3 separate regions of the Homo sapiens genome follow, and all the other regions are linked to region 2. The links are chromatin loops, found by intact Hi-C in ENCODE. Cell type or tissue: OCI-LY7. All regions are shown on one strand. Region 1 overlaps EBF1 (EBF transcription factor 1). Region 2 overlaps EBF1 (EBF transcription factor 1). Region 3 overlaps EBF1 (EBF transcription factor 1).

Region 1 (8,000 bases), 100 kb before region 2:
CTCTTGATTTTCCAGCCTCACTGCAATTCTTACAGCCGTCCAAGGTACCGTGTTTCCTCCCACCCAGGGCCTTCTCATTTGCTCCCTCTGCTGGAAGGCTCATTCCCTAACCCCATGCTACCCCCACCCTTCACTGGTTGTTGGGTTAGCTCTTTGTCATCCTTCAAACTTCAGCTTGTGCAATTTTTCCTGTAGAGAAATATCTCTAACTGACTGGTCAGGGCTCTTTTATTATGTGCTGATCAAAAGCGCTGTTTCTTTCTGGACACGTACCAGGTTTGAAATAGTAAACTTATGAACACCCATTTTCCCTCTTAGTCTTTAGAATAAAGAAAACAGGGATTGTGTCTGGTTTTGCTTAACACTGTTTCAGGACTTGGCCTAGAACTGGTTTAGAACATTGCCTAGAATAAGACAGGCAATCCACAAACATTTGTGAGGTGAATGAATGAAGTAACAAAAGGAAGTGGTAAAATCAGAACAGAACACAGGTATTTTTATTCCTATTCTAATGCCTAGAAAGAAACAATGTCTTTACTCATAATCAAAGCTGACACATACATAACATCAAACTCTAATGACAAATTCTTTGGATTTTCAAAAATATATATACCCACTATCTGCTTTTCTCACTTACTTTTGGGGAGCACTCATACTGGACCAGGTACTCTCAGGATTGCATTACATACATTAACCCTTTTACTCCTTAGATGAAGGTACTATTAAAATAGCTCCATTTTACAGATAAGAAAATGAAATTCATAATATAAGCCAAATCCCATTTTTTCATTTAAAGAAACTATGTTCTATGTATGTAAAACTTCAAGTAGAAAGGGACAGATTCTTAATTAACAGCTCTTATTTACATTCCATGTTATCCAGAGGACAAAAATCAATGAAGACCCATTGATCCTGGGCAATATGTCAATGATAGCACCTATTGCAAGTAAAATGCTGAGCCAAATCCCTTCAACATAGTGTATAAAATAAGATTGAGGAAGAGTTTCTATTTCTTCATGAAGCTTGTGGACTTTTTATGATTTGTCTACCTATGAACAGAACAAGAGAACTAAGGACAAAAGGAAGTGAATGATGAATGGGATGGTTTTAGCACCTGGGACAAAAGAGATTCAAGGACAGAGACTCTCCCAGTCAATCAAGATGAGTTACAGGGAGCACCAAAGTCAGTCCGACTGACTCATTTCACAATGAAGAGACTGGAGTCCAGAGCACATAAGCAACTTGTCTCACAGCTAGCGAGTAGCAAGGCTGGGATACGATGCAAGCCTCATTGCTATCAGCCCAGGGCTCTGTCCACTATACCACAGCGGTCAGAGAACACTTCAGAGAGGTAAGAGTTTGAACTGGATCCTTCAGGTGAATCACCATGCCCAAAGTAGCTAAAGTGAGCTGGAGGCACAGCAAGGAAACTGGTTTGACTGGAGCATCATAAGCCCTAGCCCCAGAGCACAGTGAGCCAAACTCGGGACTTGGGCTACGTCTTACATACAGTGAGCAAAGAGGGAAGGTTTCTCTGCAGGGTAATGACATGAAAGTGGCTATTCAGAGCGTACTGTGACAAAGAATTTATGTAAGAAAAGACTAAAGTGCAGGAGATCCATTAGGTGCAAACTCTCCACTTCTTCCCTAAAACCAATGACTTTGTTCAAGCCCAAGGTGGCAGCCTTTATTTTGTGGAGGAGGTTTCCAAGAATGAGAAACAGAGATTTCTGGTGAAAACTCTGGAAGCTGGAGTTGAAGCTGATTATAATCTAAATACTTTTGAAGACAGTTGGTGATAGGCTGTACTCCTGTTGCTAGGACCTCCAGAGGAGGGGCTGAGATGGAAATAAGAGAACAAGCATGTGTTGTTCCCTAAAAAAGTTAACACCAGAGAACTTTACAAATCAGGAGTATCTGATTAAAATATTAGCTGTGTGATGCATTCCTGCAAAAATATTTGTTTTAAGCAAATTATTACATTTACACTTATGCATTTCTTTTTCTTGCTACTTTATTTACACTTTGCTCCTTTTATTTGGGGTTGACAGGTGTTACTTGTTTCTTTAAACTGATGCCTATAGTTGTGTTACTAAAAATCCCAAAAGACATTTCTTAGATTTCTAGGGAGATGACAAGGATGATAAACAATCCATGGAAAATAGTTACTCCTGGTAGGGACTCAGAAACAAAGGAATGAATCATAATGGCCACCATTTATTAATGGAAACTACTAGTATCTAGCCTCATGCTAAATACAGTTCCATGATTCTAAAACTTTACATATGTTTCCCTGATCCTAAAAACAACCCCAGCAAGGTATTATTATTATTTCCTTATAAAGATAAGGTGACTGTGGTTTAGAGGCATCATATGATGTCCCAAGGATAACCTCTCTAGTAAATGGTAGATCTGAGAATTCAATCTATATCCATCATCTTGAACCTAAGCAGTCAATCAGTATGCGAGGTACTATCCCCTTAGGAGGGAGGGAGGAAAGGATGAGGGGAGTAAAGAAAAGAGAGAGGAAGGCGAAAGGGAGATAGGAGAGATGGGAGAGCAAGAAGAAAATAAGAGGGATAGGGAGAAAAAACGGAAAACTTAAAAGTCATAGTAAAAGATGTCAAGTTCCACAGAGCATATGCAGACAAAATAGCCCCTCCTATGTGCAAAGCAACGTGTTATGCATTGGCAAAGGATGTGGAGTTATTCTGGGCACAAGGTACAAACAGGAAGTATTTCCACGAAGAATTCTCATTTCGAAGTTAGTTCACAGGCTAATACACAGGAATGTGGGTTAGTCCTTCCACAGGAACAGGAAATTGGGTGAAAAATGTTTGGAATTGGAAAAGTTAGTGGTAGAAAAGATCTGATAAGTGACCTAACCAGACATCTGAGTTGTTAGATGATCATTCATCAGGGTTTTCACCAACTTTTGGGGGGTCAGGTGGTGTACAGCTCTCAGGGTACCCCTAGGCTGCTCAAACCTTGTCCTGGTGTCCCATTCTTTCAGTCATATATTCCCCGAGAATATATGAAAATTCTTACAGAAAATATAACTAGAATGAAGGCAACACATGCATTTGGAATTGGCCGCTTCTTATCAGGAAAACCAACTACAAAAACTTTGAGGAAGCAGCTAAAGGTGCCTAAGAGTCTTTTATTAGCTTCCAAGGCTACTTAGGGATTAGCAGGAGAGATCACGATTCGAAAAGATCCAAGCCACTTAAAGATGTAACACCTGCAAGAAAACAAGCTGTGAGAATAATAAAGGTATTAGGGAGAGCCCTTACATGGCAGTGAGGTTATAGTGGATTTAATTCCCACTGGACTGACCAGAAACGATAATAGGGCTTTGAAATCAATCCTGTGATTAGATAGTGTTTTTGTTTCCTTCTCTTAGAAAACATTTATTGAAAATTAAAGTCAGCCTTGCCCTACATTTACATAAGAATAACTGGACACAATAAAGTAAGATCTAGAAAGTGCTATTGAGCTTTTCTGCTTCTAATCCAGTCAGGATTCACTTTCCAGAGTCTGTGACTCTGATTGGACAAACACAAGGGCATGGCACATTAGCAGCTATGGATTCCTCGTGCGTCTCTGGTCTGAAGAACCAATGAGGGAGAGATGTACGCTTGCTTACCATCCTTACAAGGGGAGCCAGCTTGCAGGCAATCTGTGCTTGGTCAGATTCTTCCCTCCCCAAAAGGTCTGCCTTTATTAGTATAGATTAGGCCATGCTGTTCCTGCCTTTTTTCTTTTTTTTTAATGTTATGGACTTTTAGAGACATTTACATCTACAAATGCCAACTCTCTCTTGCATACTTTAAAAACAGCAATAAGGCCTTAGTTTGGGGTGTTACTTTTCAGCTCAATAATATTTTTCAAGGGAAAAATTCCAAGTGATATTTCACTAACAAATAAGAGGGTTAGCTCACCCAATCCAGAAAACCAAGCCTCACATCTTGAAATACTATGGATGTTAAAGAAAATGAAGTGTGAACTTCTGTGGGTGGACAAAGGAGGGGGCCGTACATTTGCAATGATCTGAGCAGTTGTTTGGATACAAAGAACAGAGAGGTTTTATGAGCCATCTCTATACCCTTACTATTAAGTGGTGACAGCAGAGGTAAACTGAGTAAATCACAGAGGCCAGTAGCCCCAGCCATGAACAAGCAACGCATGGTAGAGGCATTTAATGCTAATGATCAAAAGGTCCATGTGTAGGTCACCAATGAACACAGATTCCCTTTCATCAGAAATGATGTGATGTCACAATAACTGTTAACAGCCAAGTAACTATACCAGAGGGGAAATCATTGTGCCAATTTCTTCAGATTTTTATTTTTCCGATATGGGGAGAGGTTAGAACTCTCTTCTAGAATATTTAAAAAAAAAAAAAAAGGCTTCTTGTCTGGTGCCCACAGTTTGAGGCCAGATCACCAGAAGCATTTTTTCATACCTTAAATTTCCCACAGATGTATACATGTGCATATGCGCCAACTTATTGCTCTTACCCTTAACTACTTTTCTAGGCTTGAAAATCCAACACTTTTTTCTTAATTCCAGTGTGATATAGATTTTCTAAGATGTGATTTCTTAAACTGATGGCAATTTTTTTTTTTAGTGTTTAAAAAAACTCCAAATAATGATGGATCCCTAGCTCTTTTCTCTTGAGAACTTAAGTAATTTAATGAGGGTGATTTTTTTTTCTAACTTTTATGGCCAGGTGGCTCTAGGGGATATTTTGTTGAAGACTGATTAAAAATAATTTCTTCTAAATGAGACCTGACCACAAAATGGAACCATTAATGGGCAGGGACGTTGTCACCAAAGCGGAAACCATGCCTGATTGCCTCCTGTACCTCCCACCACACAAGCATTTTCTTCTTTTTCTTCTCCTTTTCTTGTTCTTAATAGCTGAGTAAATAAGCAGCCAGCGAGGCCTAATGTTTTCGGCCAAAAACAGAGTCCAAACTTCTCAGAGAAAACATTTGGCCTCTGTGGTTTTGAAATATGTTCCAGAACACCGAGTTCAGTGGGGGAACATTGTGAAAAACTCCCATCCATTGGAATGATGCTGGGGAATGTTACAGTATCAGAAGTTTCAATTGGTCCTTTTCCTGCAGCCCCATAATGAGACTTGTAAAACACACACACACACACACACACACACACATGCACACAGACACACACACACACACACACACACACACACACACACACACACACACTGCTATGTGGAAGTTCTCATGGGAAAAATGAATGGCAAGAAATCCTAGCTTTAAAAGAAACAGCTAATCTGCTAGTTTGATTATTCTTCAAAACTTACGCTGAACCAATGAGCCTAATTAAAAACACTTGGCCTACTTCTATAAAGCATCATAGCTTTCTCTACGCTTCGTTTGTATACACCACAAAACTCCAGAAAGACTATTATTTTTTCAAGTGCTCACTAACAAAGTGCTGACTTTGTTGGGATGGCTGAGCTAATTTCTTGAACTCAGTGTGAAACCTTAGCTAAACAAAATTGTGGTAATTTTCCTTAATTTGTAAAAGTGATTGGAGTGCAAACAAAATTTTCCTCTTGGGTCAATCCTATAATTTTCAGTTAACTAAAACTAATCGTCAGGCAGGCACCAAACCTGCATTTTGTTTAAAGGGCTGGGAGGCATTTCCAAGGGTCAGGATGCATTAATTGTTTTTATAATTTCGAGAGAGAGAGAGAGAGAGAGAAACTGGGTGACTAAGAAGTATGTTTGGTTTTACTTCTAATATTGAAATACAAGGGAAAGATGCTCTGAAGTAAAATGTCACAGAAAAATAAAATTCGTCCACTTAATTGTATGGTTATAATTACAATTTGTTAACTGTTATCCCTTCACTGCTCTGTTATCTCTTTGTGTGAAAGCAACTTCCGCTCTGTACTTAATCTGGTCTTGTGGTCTTTTACTGAATGGAAAAGGAAACCTGGGACTAGTTCGTGGAGACAGCTACCACTATCCAAGGATGACTGACACTAAGCAGAGGGCCCAGAACCGCACTCCACCTGTGGTTCTTTGAGCAGCAGCATCAGCCTCACCTGGGATTGCTTAAGAAACAGGATCTCAGGTTCTACCTAGACCTACTGTAGCAGAATGTGAATTGTAAAAGATCCCTGGGTATTTGGTTTGCACTTCACAATCTAGGGATCTCTTAGCGTACACATTGGGCACTCAGCCTTTATACTTGATGTCATTCCACAGAGATGCTGCCTGGTTCTCTCTGTCTGATGGGAGGGAATTCACATTCACTCTGAAACCCTAGCTTCTTGCCGCAAGGCGGATCCATGTGCCAAGGCTGTTTTGGGAGGACAAAAATGCAGCATACTTGGAAAGAAGGCACCAACCCAGAATTAAATATGAAAACTACCAATTGTATGTAATACAAGTGCCGTGAACAGGCTAGAGGAAAGACGTACTGTTCATGAAAGCACAAACCTACTCCATAAAGCCAACAAACCCTAACAAGGTGGCTTAACATCCAGAAACTCAGGACTAGCTACACCTCTTTCCCCTTCTCTTATTTTTCATGTGGCATCTTTAGGTATCCAACCAGTTATTTCAACAGAACGCGCCATTCAACATGGACACCTAGAAGAATTCTTAATACAATAATAAAAGCACCATGTTTGGTCATACATATGGTAAAATGAAGAAAGAAAGCAGGCTTTAACTAGATTTTAAAATAAAATACATGCTTTTATACAGACAAGATAAGGGGAAAGACCCCACAAGACCACGGCAGTTCTGTGCTCACCATGTGCTGTGGTTCTTACCTGTATAAATGAATCTGCCTGGTGTTCCTTTGCAGAACTGCTTAGATTTGTAGGACAGTGTGACTTCCACAACACCAGGGATGTGCCGAGGAGGGGTCTGCACACGGATGGCATGAGGAGTGATCAACTGGAGGAGACATTTGGGGGGAAAAATTGTCATTGCAATAGTTAAAACTTCACAGTCTTCCTAATAGCTCTCCATAAACAAAGCTTTAAAACACATAATTAACCTGTCTATGTTTAAATCCAATCTTGATGGAACCTGCGTGAAAGACACTGACAACAATATTTACAAATGCTCTGAGTACAGCCATAACAATATTATCTGGGTTTTCCTACATGGCAGGCCCTCTGCTTCCTGGTTTGAACAGGGAACCTGGCCTAATGAAATGATTTATCTACTACAGGATATCCTTTGGAAAATCTCTGAAGCAGACACCCAAATCAGAGCCGAGCTTTGCCGTGACTCTCCAGAAGCTGATGGGCCTGGTGTTTGAACTGAGCCTGTCAACATGTGGAAAACACAGAGGTAGGGAAACAGCAGGCCAAGGCACTGTGATTAGCTGCGGAGTGCACGTATGAAGTACCCCTGAAGACCATTTGGTGTATTAACTACCAGAGGCACAATCAAAGAGCTTTACAGGGGAAAGCAAAGAATCTGCCTCCCTGGAATAGCTTATGGATCTAGCAGAACTAAGGACTCTCCATAAAAGGGAAAGGGAAAGGGAAGGCTGGGGAGGCTGCGGAATGATCACTGGTCCATTATGCAATGCCACGTGCACAATGAGAAAGTTCATTTCTGAACTCTGTTGGCAATCAGATTACACCATGAAGCAGAATTTATTTTGTATTACTCTTATCTTTGTTTACATAACTAAAATGTTATTAATGGCCATAAAACTGGCATTATCTGGTTCTTTGAAAAATCCAGCCCTGGTATTTGACTGGTTGACCTCTGATGGTGCTGGATTCTACATGTTCTCTTTCTATGGGATTCTGCAATTGTCTACTCTTTGACTCCTTTCAGATGCAGTTAGCTCAATATTTGTGGTATTGAGTCCACTGCATACAGTGGATAATTTATACAGTATACATGAGTTTAAACTAACATGCTTGTTCTGTTCTCATGGGGATAACTTAGAAAGGGCTCTTATATCAATGTGCAAACCAGGCCCAGTTT
Region 2 (8,000 bases):
CTGAACTTCAATCACTCATAACAGCACCTTCAGAGTTTTTGCCATTTTTACCTATAATAATATTCACTTAATATTTTATGTATACTGACTCATTTCCTTTTATCCCTAATAAACTTATTTTTGAATGACACTTTCCATTCCTACTATGAATGAAAACCCATACTACTTATCTGAGATAAAAGAAAGCAACATAATTAAAAGTGAATGTAAACAAAATTTTAAAAATTTACTAAATTTTGGCTAGATACTGTTGCCTACCACAGGGTACTCATTGAAAACCAAGATGAAGCAAATGTGAGGGAGGTGTTAAAGACAGATTCCCACCAAACAAGGACTTTGGCCTCATCAGGAAAACTAAAAGAAATTTTAAATAAGATGATTTCCTTATCACCTAATTCAGTGCTATTTAAAGACACCTACAGGTACCACTTAAAAGCATCCAGCAGTATGTAGGTATACAGTGAGAAGTACCACCACCAGCAGTATGCAGATCAACAGTGAGAAGCTGCGAGTTGGCTAATATAGGTATGGGAAAGCTCACATCACACACATAAGGGAACACAACCTGTATGATGGAAAGAAGGCTAGAGAGAAAATATTGATCAGCCTAAAGAGAGGAGATGGAGGATTGTTTGTTAGTGATTTGTATAGAGTTGGAAGTTCCTAGGCCAGAGGAAAATTCATGAGTTTCCACTGGTAGAGGAGAAAACTAGAATATATCAGCAGATTATGAGCTGCCATGAATTTTTCTGTTTTTCCTCTTTAAACATGGATACTGATAATGAAATACCAGAAAAGTACACTCTGTGGTGAATCTGGCTTTTGATATTTATTAACATTAAATGGACTTTTGCAACTAAATAACACCAAAAAAAGAGAGAGGAGATACAACTATAGTATGTTCCTATAGCATGTTCCTACCCTCAAATAAATATCAAGAATATAATCTATGTGGAAGAAAGATCAAGTTGGCAGAAAAGGGAAAGGAGAATTAGGAAAGCAAAATAAATAGGTGCAGAGAAACTGTCACACAAGTGAATTGAGACTCAGTATTTAATTAGGGACAGCAAGCTTGCAAGGCTCTTGGTAAATGTCTACCGAAACCAACCACGTGTTGGTTAACACTGAGACATACAAACTGATCAATAGTACAAAACAAAAGGGCTCAGGTATGCATGTAAAGTCATACATCATTTCAATAAATTACGCTGTGTGTAGACAGGTTTTTTTTAGAACGATCATTCTGAGATCAAGAGCTAAATCATCTCAGCCACATCTTGATTTCTGCAAGACTCGGCAGGAATTATGAGGCTTAACAGCATTCTGACAATTAGCATATTATAAATACAAAAATGATATATTAAAGGGAGAGGAGGAAAAAAAAGGCCAGTGTTTTACACCTACAGTAATATAATTCCACTACTTAATGCAAAGTAACAGGCCTCAGAGTGTTTGGGATCCTCTTGTATGGTGTTATCTTCTCTATCAGTAAATGAGACTATGTGAACAGTACAACCTATAAATAATTCAAGGCCTGAGATGGCAATTATAGAACCATGCACAACTAGCATGAATATTTTATGAAGGCTAAAACAGCTCTCAGAATGAATCATGGAGAGATGAACACACACAAGCACACACACACACATACACACACACACACACACACACACACACACACCAGGCAGTTTTGGCCAAATTGTATTTCCAAGACAAGGCCTCTCTTTGATCTCTAGAACACCTTTATTTTATGGAAACAGTGATGATAGTTACATATTTTTCTTTTCTTGAATTTATTTCCTAAAATCCAAACAGAGGAATGAAGGTATGAATTTGTCAATAGGGTAGAGGAGCTTGAAACCGAGGAAGAAGGACAAACAATTTTTAACCTGAACTTCTGCAGATAATTCCAAGTGATTTTTTTAACCTTTCCAAATGGACTCTACAAAAAGTACCAAGTTCCAATGTATCAAAATTGAAACTGAAACCAGTGTCACTTCATGACTCAAGCAAGAGCACTTCCTATCCGAAAACTTCCCTCATATACATAAGCTTTTATTTCTAATTAGTCCTTGAGGAATACCTGTAATCCCTGCTTTCACTACATTCATAAGACAAAACAAATATTACTGAGCCATAAGCCTGAGCAAACAAGCTACTATATTTAAAAGTAGCAGCCCAGATGTCATACTCTATTAGGAAATGAGCAATGCCTAAGTTCTGAGCTGTTTCTGTAACCAAAGGATGTGCACAGCTGAAAAAAATGAAATTATATGAATTCACGTCTTGATTTCCCTGTGCAATGTACTTGTGCTATTTGAATAAGAGTTAATATTCATTTGAATTTTACAGAGATTAGCATTCATCATTTTTACCTGCCTCCTATTTACATATACCCAGATGATATCCATGTGGTTACACAAAACACCATTGTTTTCCTAAAGTCAATTTTAGCATAATTCACTTTCTTAATTACAACCTAAAACTGTAAAGACTTTTCCCAGTCCCTCCACAGAAGAATCTTAAATTTATGACCCTTTTGGTATGAATATGTGTGCTTTTCACTTCATTACAACAACAAGAATGGAACTTTAGGACTCTAGGATCTTAGCACAGGAAGGAACCTTAGATATCTTCTGATCCAACTGCTTCATTTTGTGGATGCGAAAAGTTTAGAGGCCAAAAAACTGTTCCATGGCATATTCGGTATCACATGACTAGTTGAAACACTACGGCCAATAATATAAAATATAATAATATTAGCAGGAACAAAAATCAGTAACAACCTCAAGTATTTACAGTGAGCTTGCAATAAAGCAGGCACTGTACTTTGCAGGCACTGTCTCCTTTAGCCTCCCAATACCTCTAATAGGTAGTATTATTATTGTCTCCATTTAAGGATACGAAAACTGAGGCTTAGAGAGATTCATGTATCTCTACCCTCAATCCCACGACCCCTTTTCCCTCTAGTGTACTCTTCAGGAAGTTACATCAGAATTCTCTATTTGAGTCTTGGCTAGAAGAAACTTTCATTACATGGACCAGTTATTACTGGAGACTTCCTAGATGGGAGACACACTGATGTTTTCGGTCTCACTGAGCCTGCTGCTTTGTGAGACCTCCGAGGGCATAGAGAGAAAAGGAAGCTCCTACAACCTGTACTGCAAGAACTTCAGGAAAAACAACATCTTTCCATAAAAAGTTTCACGTTGCCCTATTATTCAGTTTAAGAAGTTCAGAGCCACTGTTCCATGGGCCTGCCTTTTGTGTTCAATTTGGAGGCATGAAAATACCTTTAGAATTTGTAAATCTCAAGGCAACCGAGTGAAACGCCACCTACCGCAGCAGCTGGAGGGCAGGCCAGTGTTATGCTTTGATAGCCCCCTTTCGATTGTATTAATACAAAGGAAATTAAAAAATAGCATGATTCTCTCCCTTTCTTCTGCTCATGCCCAGCTTTGGATTTTCATAATAGGAGGGTAACATTTAGAGGTCTTTTTTACATTCGTGCACTAACCTGGTACAAATAGAAGTAAGCTGTTTGCTGTTTTCTTTTAGGTGCTCCAAAATATGCATGACTTTAGACCACAAAGTCAGAGAAATACCCTGTTTTATTGTAAAAGTGTAAAGAACTGAGCAAGTGAACTGGCTTTTGGCATGTATTTTCTTGAAGCCTCTATCTCCACCAACTCCTTTTCCTACTGCACCCAGATTCACTTCAGTTTTCCCACAGTTCCAAGCCCACAGTTCCAAGCCCAACTCTGAGAAGGTGCTGAGAAGAGGAAATCCAGTAACTGAATAACAGCCACTCTCTGGACTCTTGCCCCTATTCTTTTTGTATCCTCTAGGGAGCTACAGTGTCACTTACTAGGTGCATGCCCCTGAATGGGTTAATCTTTTCTTTTCCTTATTTCGACAGCCATGTTTACCTTTTGAAAAGGCGAGCAGAGGCACAGTATGGCACTGGAGTGCTAACTGCTAACACATGGGCTATGCTACATCTCGGCAAAAATTTCTCTCATACTTGTACCAGCGTCCCAGCCAAGATCAACACCATGAGTTTGATTTTCTTCATCATGAATTGACAGCTTATTTATCTCCATGGAAGAACTTTCTAAGCCCTTTAGGCACCCAGGCAACTTAGAAGGCATTCAGCTGACTGTTCAAAAATATTATTGCTTCATCAAAAATAGAGACTAAATTATTTCATTCCTGTTAGGCTGTTCTCTTTCTAGAGAGACATTTTAGTGACCCTGAGTTATGATAATAGTTTATAACCAAATACTACAAACGCACACACACACACACACTTTCCAATTGGTATTATATTTTGAAAACCTTTTTAGACCTAATGTTATGCTGACAGTACTAAGTTTTGTGAGGATGCACAATTTCCATGGCTTCCTTTTCCAATAATGGTTGGGAAGCCTCATTAGAATAATTAGGAACGAAGTCATTTCCGGTCGCCATATATTGCTCTGGAAATAATAGCTTCCAGTGCCTGCAAAACCAGCAAGGAATAGAATGCATATGCCAACTCCTGAGTCACAATGGAAAATAACATAACTCCATGTTGCTGTATGGAACCTAAACCAACTGCAACTCTGTCAGGTGCTCACGTCCAAAGAAAACTTGTCACTGCTCACGGGAGAAGTTTAAATCAATTTGCAAGCAGAAGACAACCCAGAAAACACTAACTAATTGATTATGCAAATGCAGAATCCAAAAAGTATTTTCCCTAGTAATAAATCACCTATGACTTTGCAACGAACAGCAATGAGAATATTGACCTGCTTTGGAGTGAGGACAGATCTGTATATATAACTATCAGCAGGAAAAAAATGTATATGAGCATGAGAAAGTGGCATGGGAAGAGAGAGAGGAAAGAGAAAGCTTTACTGGTTAGATTGGAGGGACTTGTGACCACAGAGCCTCCCAAATCAAAGCTAGTGCCCATTTCTCTAAAAGTATCTCTTCAATTAAGGCACTGGTTTCTGGTGTTATGACTTCCACATAACAGTAACAAGAGGAAATATTTACTGAATCCTTATTGTGGGCCAGGTGCCCTGCTAAATGCTATGTCTCATTTAATCTCATTATCTCATTTAACCCCCACAACAACACTATGATGTGGGTATATACTAGTACTGCCTTCATTTTTCAACAAGGAAACTGACACTCAGACGAGTAATTTGAGCAATTTCCCCAAGATCACACATTTCTACTTCTAGCCAGCCTTTTTTTTTTTTTTCCTGAGACAGAGTCTTGCTCTGTCACCCAGGCTGGAGTGCAGTGGAATGATCTCAGCTCACTGCAACCTCCGCCTCCCGGGTTCAAGTGAGTCTCTTTCCTCAGCCTCCTGAGTAGCTGGGATTACAGGGATGTGCCACGGTGCTCAGCTAATTTTTTTATTTTTAGTAGAGATGGAGTTTCACCATGTTGGCCAGGGTGGTTTCAAACTCCCGACCTCAAGTGTTCCGCCTGCCTTAGCCTCCCAAAGTGCTTGCTGGGAGTACAGCTGTGAGCCACTATGCCTGGCCTAGCCAGCCTAAATTTGTTTACACAGTCCTAAAGCCCAATAAACAGAAAAAAAGAATAGATTCTCTTCATTCCAAATTTGCAACCAAAACTCCCAGGATTTTTTTTCTCCTTTGGTCTAGTCTACATCCCTATTATTCACTCTGCTGATTCCTGCCATCCACTCTGCCTTATTATCATCCTCTATGCCCCATCTGTTTTCTGAATGTTTTGTTTGTAAACGTCTGGCATAGGATGGTTGGTTCAGTACAGTATGTAACTGGGCACATATATGTGATCAATGATCACAATGGTGAACATAGAAACTGGAGGCATCTTATATGTCTTCAATGTGGCAACATATGATTCTACCATACACAGTGTTTGCAAGCACATACGCTCAAGGAAGAGAGTACATGCGTCAAGATGGGTTTGGCAAAGAGGCTGTCCTGAGAAAGAGGAAAGTTCAAGTGGAAACACTCTTGGGTGTTTCTACCTGAAAGATAATGAATGTGAGAAAAGAAAGGCACAGAGCAAATATTACAGAACCTCACAGGAAGAAGTTATATAGAAAAGAGCATTGTGTGGAAGGCAATGCTGAGAAGAATAAAATCATGTTGAAAAGTTGTAGGCATTGATAGACATTTGGGATGGTTCCAAGTCTTTGCTATTGTGAATAGTGCCGCAATAAACATATGTGTGCATGTCAGCACACCAACATGGCACATGTATACATATGTAAGAAATCTGCACATTGTGCACATGTACCCTAGAACTTAAAGTATAATAATAATAATAAAAAGAAAAGTTGTAGGCAATTTGAGTTTATTAGAGGAGAAAAGAAACGGACAGGAGGGCACCCCAGCCCTGGAGTAGCCCCGATTTTGAATCTGTGTAGTGAATATTAATCGCTCCTATGGTTGAAATACTTGAGAGCAGAGATTGGGCCACACGCCTTTCTGTGTCTGTCTCTCTCTCTCCCGAACCAGGCTTTCTGGAACATCAGGGCAGGAAGGGTGTTTAGAGATCGCCTGGTACAATCACCTCATTTTACACACACAGAGATGGAAGTGCAGATGGGTTAAAGGACTAGCCCCAAATCACACAACTAATTAATGGCAAGAAGCCCAGCCAGCACAAGAAAACAGGCTATTGACTTTTTGCCTTGTGCACTTCGCAAATCGCCCCACGGCCTCTTTTGGGAGGCTCTTGATAAACACTCACAAAGCGCTGTCAAACTCTGGGTGCTCTGAGAAAGGGAGGATGAGAAGATCCCACAAGTTTCCCACACTCAGCCCCCCGTCTCATGCAGATACTCCATCATGCTTCCTCCACCATCCGTGACTTGCTCACAAGGGTTATAAACTTGATAACCTGAGAAACCGCAGCTTTAGAAAAATGGATAAAGATACCATGAGAGAGCTCAACATTAATGACTTTTAAATAAGGGTCAGTTGGAAATGCGGAAGAAAGAAAATTTCGAAAAATTTATTCTCAATCTGGCCATAAAGATTATTAGGTAAGATGCACACTGTCTTATATACACGCTGGTACATTCCCACACTCCTCTGCCCAGCACGGCACTAAACATATGTACATATTTGTTCGATAGAATCCTTCAAAGTCCTCTCCCTTAGAGTCATTTGCAGATATTTCTCAAACATGATGCAGATCAAAATGCAATATACAAAGTCAGGTAATGTCCCCAGCATCAAATTAAAATAGCTAACCGGCCAACAGATGGCAGCTGAAGCAAATCGCTTGCCGATTTAAATAAGAACGGTGTTCGGTTCAGTTGTGCACATTTTTCTAGACAGAAGTTGACTGCTAAATGAAATCAACTTCAGAGCCCAGTTGTTTGTAGTGTGAAGGGGAAATTACAAAAAACAAAAATGCCTTCTTTGTTCCTGGAACCCGGGGTGATTCACAAGCACGGACATCCCCTGGTCTTCTGATTTTAAATCACTAAGGTGGAAATGTCATTCACCCAGGAGGTTATTGATTAAAATAAAGAGCAGGAATGTTTTCTGCATGAACCTCACTTCTGCTGGCAATGTTACATCACTTACAGACTGCAAAGAAGAAGAAGAGGGGAAAAAAAAACACAGTAAAGAGAGGAAGGTTCAGAACAGTCACAGACTGGGAATAAATAACACAAAGAAACTCTGGGGCCTGAGGACAGAAGCAGAGGTTGGCATTATTTTACATTAGAAACACTTCGTATTCAAAACGGTAATTGATAGCAGAGAAGTGTTGGGGGAAAGAGCCACTCGCGTTCAGGCAGGCTGCCCTGCCAATCAAACTCAACCTTTCTTTGAATGAATAAAAGCTTCATTGCCCTATTATGCTGATACAGTCAGACAGGACTAAAGTAGCCTGTTTGTCAAGTTTATGTGAACTGCCCCAAGCTACTTAGATTCTGACGCTTAAATAATCCCCTCAAAATCACCCGTGATTCTGGATACAGTTCTCTTTTTTAGCAA
Region 3 (8,000 bases), 180 kb after region 2:
CTCAGAGAAGTAGGATGGTGGAGGGAAAAAAAATCCACTCAAAATGTTTGAGTCTTGATTAGACAAACTCTCAGGCATTCTGAACCACTATGAAAGGAAAAACTCACACACACATATATTTTAACCCAATAGACTTTGAGGCGAACTAAATATTCTGCAAAATGTAAAAACTTTCTCTTTGTTCCAGCTAAGAAGCCAGGACTAAATTGAAATTAGATATTTTGGTTGAGATCCAGCCCCAGCCCCAGAATTGCTGTCCCTTTTTTGTCTTCCCTGTCAAAATCATTGAGGAGTTAAGATAGTTGGTTCTTCAGAACTCTGGAAATTGTCCAACGTTAGAATCAAATAGAAATAGCATAAGATTTCCCAGAAGGCAAAACAAGGATGGTTTTCCTCACTAAAATTATTACATATCACATCGTGTTCTTGGGAGGGGTGCTTATCTGGTGATAATCTCCAGAATGATTTTACATCCCGGTTGTCCTACAAAACTAACTCTCTCCGACACAGCACAGCAAATTCATTCAATTTGGTGGGTCCTAACGCTTTCTCTTTCTCTCCCTCTAGAGGCAGAAAATGAAGCACTAAATAAGGTTTAATTTCACGGCATTAAAAACAAAACCAAGGATAAGCCACTCTGACAGGAACAGAAAGCAGGCCTTGGAAGAAGGCAAGGAGTATGTCAAGAAAGTGGATACAGGAGAACCAGGGGACAGCGGGGAGAGAAGTAAACAAGAGGTTCGTTTCTCTTTCTCTCTCTCTCTCTCTCTCTCTCTCTCTTCTCTCTTTTCTCTCTCTCTCCTCTCCTCCCTCTCTCTCTCCTCTCCTCCCTCTCTCTCTCCTCTCCTCCCTCTCCCTCTCTGCATTGCTCTTCCTCTGCCCCTGTATCTATGACTCTGTATCCCTGTCTGTCTCTTCCTCTTGTTCTCTCTTGACTTCTACCCCTCCATGCTTCCCCACCAGGACCATCAGTCCTCCCACAAGGGACTGTCTCCCCTCCTGCCCAGGTGGCTTCTCCTACAAGAGGAGACAACAATAAATTTCCAGGACAATGTACGTGGTGTGGGTGTGATAAACATGTCACCAGAGACAGCAGATGTCCCTTGACTTTAGTGACTTGGCCTTCAGAAGCCCCTCCTTTCTCCAGCTCCCCTGGGCCCCTGAGTCTCAGTCATAGCTCTCAGAACTTTGGTCAACTGTGCTAGGCCACCAGTTACTTTCTGCACACAGGCCATAAGCATGTTTGTAACATACTTGTGCATGAACTCCCTTATAAGGGTTGACTGACTCCTGCCTCCGTTCATCCTGCTAGCCAGTCTGGCTGGGTTCAGCCAGGAGCCCTCCTTCCCCGCCAAGGCTTAGAAGCAAACTCAGAAGAAACCCAGCGGCAAGCAAGAATTGCTCCCGGAGGGAGTAGTGGGTACAAAGCTGGGTGCCTGTGCTCTTTTTAATTCCCCATTCTGGCAAAAAGAAAACCTCAGGTCTGACTTTAGAGCCTTTGACACATAATTGGTAGCCAATTTTCCTAAGTGGTGAGTCAATTTTCTGCTTGTGAAATGTAACTTTACCCTGGTGAACACCAGGCCCCAGGGTTTTCAGTGTGGCTTAACAGCAATTATACGAATGTTAGGAAGGGGGGAAGTGTTAAAGTCCCTACATTTACATTTGTTTTTTATGTTTTTACCTCTTAAAGGGATAGGAGAAGTCTCCTAACCAAGTAACCTATGAAAAACTCACCCAAAGACAGGCACAGGATATCCTGGGAAGGAAAACCATTTTGAAGCCGCACCACAAAGGGTTCCTTTTTTTTTTATTTTAATTCTCAAATATTCTCACAAGTAGTGAGATGTCACGGGGAGGGCACAACATTTAGAGGTCAAGGCATCCTTTTCCTGGTTCCCCTTGGGCTACTTTCTTTGCTCCCACCCTGTCCCCTCTCTCCCCTCCCCAGCCCCCCAAACAAATCCCCCGGTGAGCGCTAGGCCCCGCCTCGGGCCGCATTCCCTCCCCCTCCCCCCCGCTCCCGCAGCCCCCCACCCCCCCACCCCGCCGCCCGGCGGCTGACGGCTCCCGCTCCACATGTGCGACTCGTGTTTCGGCTTTCGCTGGCGACAAACTGGAGCCGGGGCCTTTCCGCTTAGGAGGAACTCGCTACGTGTCGCTAACAACAACACAAACACCGCCGGCCCGGCTCGGTGCTCCGCTGCCCACAGTGCGCTCGGCACCAGGGCTGGATTTATAGCAAGGAGCCCCGACTGTAAGAAGTAATTCATGAGTCCCCACAATGCCACTACTGAGAGGCATTCAGAAGGGGGGGCAAGACACGGGGTGTTCCTGCTCCGTGGCCTCCATCCCAGCCGATCCCGCTTTGCAGTTGTGCACAATCACAATCGCAGCCAGCAGTTTGCCCTCATTCATTTTGCACTTTTTCTTAATAGAGTGGGAGAAAGTCATCTCGGCCACCACCACCCTTTTATCACAATTTGTTGAAACCCCAAGAGGCTTAAAATACGTTCTTTTGCCATTTATAGTTGTAACAGTATTACATACAAATGTGTACACAAATCTGCGTGGTGCACACATACGCACAGGCTCATAAGACACACGCAAAAAAATTATTATTATTATGGGCTCTTCTGGAAGATTTAGTATATTTGTTTCAGAAAGACGTAAGAATTTTAATAAAACTAAACCTTATTTGAGAAGTATCTACCATGAACGCAATTTTGGAAAGGTGCAATAGGAACTAAATAACTGCTGTTAAAAATCATTTAGCTGAGAAAAATATGCATGCTAAGAATTCCACCAAAAAAAAAAGACATTGTATGCCACGTAGGTATATGTGTATTGCTTAGCAGCCACAGAAAACCTCCTATCTCAAATCAAAGAGAAAAACACTACACGTGAAAACTATCCTTTGGACGATTAGACTCCATTCCAAAAGATATAGAAAAAAAAAAAAAACCACAGCAAAAATACACACATGGATCTTTGTACCAGATTCTGTATTAAAAGATTGCTTGTCAGGTCCTATGACTACCTCCCCGAAGTCTGCTCTGTGGTTACAAGGTTTGGTGTTCAGTCCTCTGCAAATCAGTTCGGGGTTTCTCTAAATCTGAGCCACAGCCTGTCAAGATGATCCTTTGCAATACCAGCCTTTTAAATCCCACACTTTTGTTTTTTCTCCCTCGCTCTCAGAGGAATTGTCCTGCCTAGGTCAGCCATTCTAAGCTGGAATTCAGAGACTGGACGGATCCTTTACCATGAGAATTTGGAGCTGCAAACCTTCGGCAGAGCCCTGGGGAGGGATAATTGTTTTAGTGAAGCTCACTGCCTCCTCAGTGGTCCGTGAGACCCTGCTGAGCGTGGCTGCTTACCTTTGGCAGGAACCCAGGGCAGGTTCAGGAAACGGTTCCGTGTTCCTGCCCTTAGCTTTGTGTCAATGAAGCCTGGCACATCTTTTTTGTGGTTGTAATTTAAATGAGACAACCAACTGCACAGCTGTCTCGGTCAAATTATGCAGGGCCATGTGGCCTTTCTTCCATCTTTAAAAAGTCTGGGGCACCTCTGACCATGTTTGAAGGAAGCCCAGGGGAGCAATGACCAACAAAAGGAATAGCGATTACGCCAGCAAAGGATGGAAATTTGCCTAAATGAATATATTAAGGGCTGCGCTTAGAAAATGGAAATGTTAGTTTTTAAATAGAGGCAGAATAGTGTTATGATTAAAACCCTGATCTTTGGGGTCAGACACTGCAAGGTTGGCATCCCAGCTCCACCACTTAATAGCTATGTTGACGTTGGGCAAGTTATTTAACCAACTGAAGCCCCAGTTTCCTCATCTGTAAAATGGGAGAAATAAGAATACTCAGCACATAGAATTGCTGTAAGGATTAAATGAGAGAATACCCAGAATTCAGCTAATATGTGGCTTCATAAATGGTTAGTTATCATCAGTAATTACAGTAATGACAATAACACATAGAACATGCAAAACGCCAATGCCAGTCACTGCCACACCAGTCATCTGTAACCAAGAAAAGACTAATTTTACTCTGCCTCTGGCCCCTTATTTTACATATTACAGGGATTTATTCTTGCAGGCAAAACTAATGTGACTGAAGTTTCTATCATTCAAGTTTTATTTATTCTGTTGATCTGGCATTGGGTATTTTAACCCCTCTCTCCCTCTCTCTCTCTCTCTCACACACACACACACACACACACACACACACACCCCAGACATGGGAATGTGAGTATAAGCATCTGCATAGATGCACACTACACCAATACAAGCCAGCAGATATGCAGACACAAAATGAGTATATGTACCCCGGAATAAAAGGAACATAATTACCAACTTTATTTTGACAACTCTTTTCAATGATACCCAATTAGGCATTGCATGGCAAAAATAAACTCTTTAAAATACTGAAAGCACAACCCATTGTATATTTGCTCCTAAGGGCCCTTTAAAAGCTGAGGTTAAATTACCATCAGATGGCAAGAGGATAAGGACCTCGCCTTAGGGCACTTCCTTGGGATAAATGGCCAGTTCTTGTCCTCTTTGGAAGGGGTTGCTGGCCCAAAGCACCATGAGGCCAGTGACCCCTTGCTGGTCATTAATCGTTACCGAATTCCCTAGAACCAAGGTCATTATTGCTAATATAAACTTAAATAAAAATTCCAGAGACATATGGATTTCTTTTAATAGTTAGTCTTATTTCTTTGCTTTTTATAGGGCATTTCTATAGAATTAATGTTCTATACATTAGCTCTGTAGTTGGTTTGTCTTAACACTTGATCCTGCTTAAAGTAAAAGGTTTATTGGACCTAAAATAAGAAGCGAAGGAAAGCAAACAAAAAAACAGGAAATCCTGAAAGGGCCTATTCTGTACCTGGAATTCTCAGAAAAATCATTATCCATGGGACTCACAATTTTATTTCTTTGGAAACCTGTCAAAATATTATAATGTTTATATTTAACGGTTGGATAATTTAAAATTTAAAAAATAGAGAGAGAGATCTGGTTCCCATCCTGGACAAAGTTTTCTGTTTCTCAGTCTCTCTCTCGTCTCCTCTGCACATAGAAAAAAATTTTTTTCAAGATTTTATGAAATTCCAATTTCTTCAAGCTTAAGGAATATATACTGTATTGTCACTCACAAGCAAAGGATATTAGCAGAGCATATAATTTCATAGCTTCATTCCAAAGATGCTCAGCATTATTTGCCTTAAAAGGAATTATACACCCTAAAAGTACAGAAACAAAGTGGATATGCAGAAAATGAACAATTATTTAATGAGCATGTACTATGTGCAACTTAGTGTAGATTCTCTGTATATCAACATTAGGCTGCTTCATCTGGAAGACAAGTCTCAACCAGATTAAGAGACAACTTGAGGATGTTGCACAGGCAACCTCTGCCCACAACCTTTTGGGGTTACTATCTCACAGAGACAAATGTGTTGGTCCACGTGCCTCACATTTTACAAGCCTACAATTTTCTTTTTACTAGATCCCTTCCCCATCTTGCCCAAGTTATGCTACCAATAAATTTAAATATAACAACTCAATTAGCCTTGTAAGGTGCATCATCTAAAGATCTCACCCACTAGCTTCCTGCCTTAAGGTAGATTTTAGCAATAGACATGGGCTGTACCTGCTGCCTTATCTTCTTATTACCTGGCTGATCCCTTGGATGAGGTAAGGAAGAAGAACTGAAAGTTGATTGAGAATATTGTTGGTTATTCAGTTCTGACCTCTGTGAGGTTGCTATTTACCTTATAGTACATGCTACTTAAGCACATGTTTAATAATAGGTACTGTCCAATGTCAGATATGAGAGGTAACCAGATTTATAAGGGTAGAGAGGATTAAAGTCATTGAGAGAGGTAACCTTAAAGATCCTAAGTGTTTACTTCTCTCGTTCTATAAATAAGAAAGCTGAAATCCAGAGAAGTTAAGAGACACACAGACACAGAGGCTCACATATCTAAATAACAGCAGGGGCAGTACTCAAAACCAGGTCTCCTGTGTCCCAGTTCAGCATTCTACATGAGGTTCCTTCTCATTTCATAATGAATGAGAAGTCCCATATCAGAATGAGCAATTTAATGTGTCGAGCCTTTAACAGAACCAAAGCATGCTTTCTCCTTAACAGAAGAATATGCACAAATTTGGGTTCATATTAGAACTATTAGTACCTTGAAGATGAAAATTATTAGCATAGTAGGGAATTAACCTACACTAAATCTGATGAGTAGTGAATTACTTTAAATCTCTTTTTGGAGGTGGGACCTTACCCTGGGAATGGCCAGGTAATGGCAGGAGAAAGATGAATGGCAATGGATTTGGTGGTGATTTGGAAAAGAGAAAGAGATTCTACACCAAATCCAATTTCCTTAATAGGTGAGTGCCCTGGGAGGACCACAAAGTGCTTCTGGGGCAGTCCCCAATCTGGGATTGGGGGTACAACTTATTTTATATAGTAGATGCTTCACGAACATTTATTGAATAAATTAACATGCTGGGTCCTTTGTTTCTCCTGTCTGAGGTCAATGAACTCAACAGCTGCTTGTCCTCACCACCTCTGTGAATGTAAACAATGGTTTCTAAAGGAGAGACTAACCCTACATGAAACCATTTTTTAATAGGTTTAGCATGATTATCCTTTCTGGCTTCTGGTATCAAACTATTTGGGAGCAGAAAGGAATCCAGCCTGTTGAATGATTTATGACAATTTGGGAAGAGAAAAAGAGAAGAAAAGAGTATACATAAATTCAAAATTCCACCTTTTAAAATTAATTTTAGTGGATTGATACTGGGAAGAAAGATTTAGTTGGTTGACTACATTCAGTCATATATTTCTGTGGAGACGGAAAAAATTAAATTTTTCCAAATCAGCACAATCTTTTCAGCCAGACCAGATAGTCAAATAATTCAGAGGTGAAATAATTGTCACTTCCTCCTTTGCCCCATACTCTGAAACAGTACAGAAGCTGCCAACTCCCCACCTCTCCCTCTAGCTTACCAGGCGAATGAATGCCCCTTTGCCTTCTGGAATCATTCTCCTGCAGTTCAGCATGAGACTATGCCAGGGGCTAATAATTTCTCTCAGCACCATACCCATGACTTCTGCCCTTCCTTGGCAATTCCAAATGTGTGACAAACCTCTTCGGGCTTAGGCAAAACTGTACACAAAAGTGGTTTGAGTAGGAAGAAATACAGTGTACTTTTTTCCCCTTTCACTACAATTTTTTCAGAATTATATTCTGCAACAATGCCTCACTTCCTTTATTATTATTTTTGGAAAGGGTACTTTCAATTTGTTTAGGTTTAAATAAAAGAAAAATTTTATTAAGACTTACTTTGAAAATTGCCAACGTCAATATTTATGTATGTCAGTACCTTCCAGAGAAAGATAATAGTCAGAGACAACTGCTCATGGTAAGACATCTGGAATAGAAAGACCTTTTGTAAAATTCCTACTGAAAGATGACTATTGATGAAATACCTCTGGCAAACAAAAACAAAAATTGCAATTTGTCGCACGGTGTTATATGACATAGTATGAACAAGCACAGTTGCAAATAAATGAAATATGTGGGCTTTTAAAAATAAAGTAATATTTTATGATGGGATATTCTGTAGCTTCCTCCTCCCTGTGACTGTTATAATTTCTTTCTTTTCTTTTCTTTTCTTTTTTTTTTTTTTTTTTTTGAGATGGAGTCTCACTCTGTCACCCAGGCTGAAGTGCAATGGCACCATCTTGGCTCACTGCAACCTCCGCCTCCTGGGTTCAAGTGATTCTCCTGCCTCAGCCTCCTGAGTAGCTGAGATTACAGGCATGTGCCATCATACCAAGCTCATTTTTGTATTTTTAGTAGAGACGAGGTTTTGCCATTTTGGCCAGGCTGGTCTCGAACTCCTAATCTCAGGTGATCCACCTGCCTCAGCCTCCAAAAGTGCTGGGATTACTAAGCATGAGCCACCGCGC

What was found. Peaks named below come from ENCODE experiments on the same cell type or tissue, not always from the same donor. Only the 100,000 strongest peaks of a DNase experiment are listed, where the experiment ranks them.
Region 1: it touches region 2 in a loop (4-fold over the local background); 3 of 110 quality-filtered maps call a loop at or near these places.
Region 3: a loop joins it to region 2, with 8 times the contacts of the local background. A loop is called at or near these places in 8 of 110 quality-filtered maps.

Annotation. Positions count from the first base shown.
Region 1 is chr5:158,770,593-158,778,592 of GRCh38, forward strand. It overlaps EBF1 (EBF transcription factor 1), which reads right to left. Exons shown (of 16, transcript NM_024007.5): 10 at 6,821-6,947. Among named protein-coding and RNA genes, the nearest start is that of EBF1, 330 kb to the right of the region's middle. In OCI-LY7, CTCF peaks have their summits at 104 (motif pointing left) and 308; DNase peaks (open chromatin) are centred at 49, 2,699, 4,839, 5,979 and 1 weaker place; H3K4me3 peaks cover 2,946 bases; H3K27ac peaks cover 5,628 bases.
Region 2 is chr5:158,873,408-158,881,407 of GRCh38, forward strand. The region is part of intron 6 of EBF1 (EBF transcription factor 1); the gene reads right to left. Among named protein-coding and RNA genes, the nearest start is that of EBF1, 220 kb to the right of the region's middle. In OCI-LY7, CTCF peaks have their summits at 3,346 and 7,238 (motif pointing right); DNase peaks (open chromatin) are centred at 2,004, 3,344, 3,884, 7,284 and 1 weaker place; H3K4me3 peaks cover 4,554 bases; H3K27ac peaks cover 6,283 bases.
Region 3 is chr5:159,049,402-159,057,401 of GRCh38, forward strand. All of the region lies in intron 6 of EBF1 (EBF transcription factor 1), which reads right to left. Among named protein-coding and RNA genes, the nearest start is that of EBF1, 47 kb to the right of the region's middle. In OCI-LY7, CTCF peaks have their summits at 584 (motif pointing left) and 797; DNase peaks (open chromatin) are centred at 580, 1,210, 2,150, 3,460 and 2 weaker places; H3K4me3 peaks cover 4,289 bases; H3K27ac peaks cover 4,754 bases.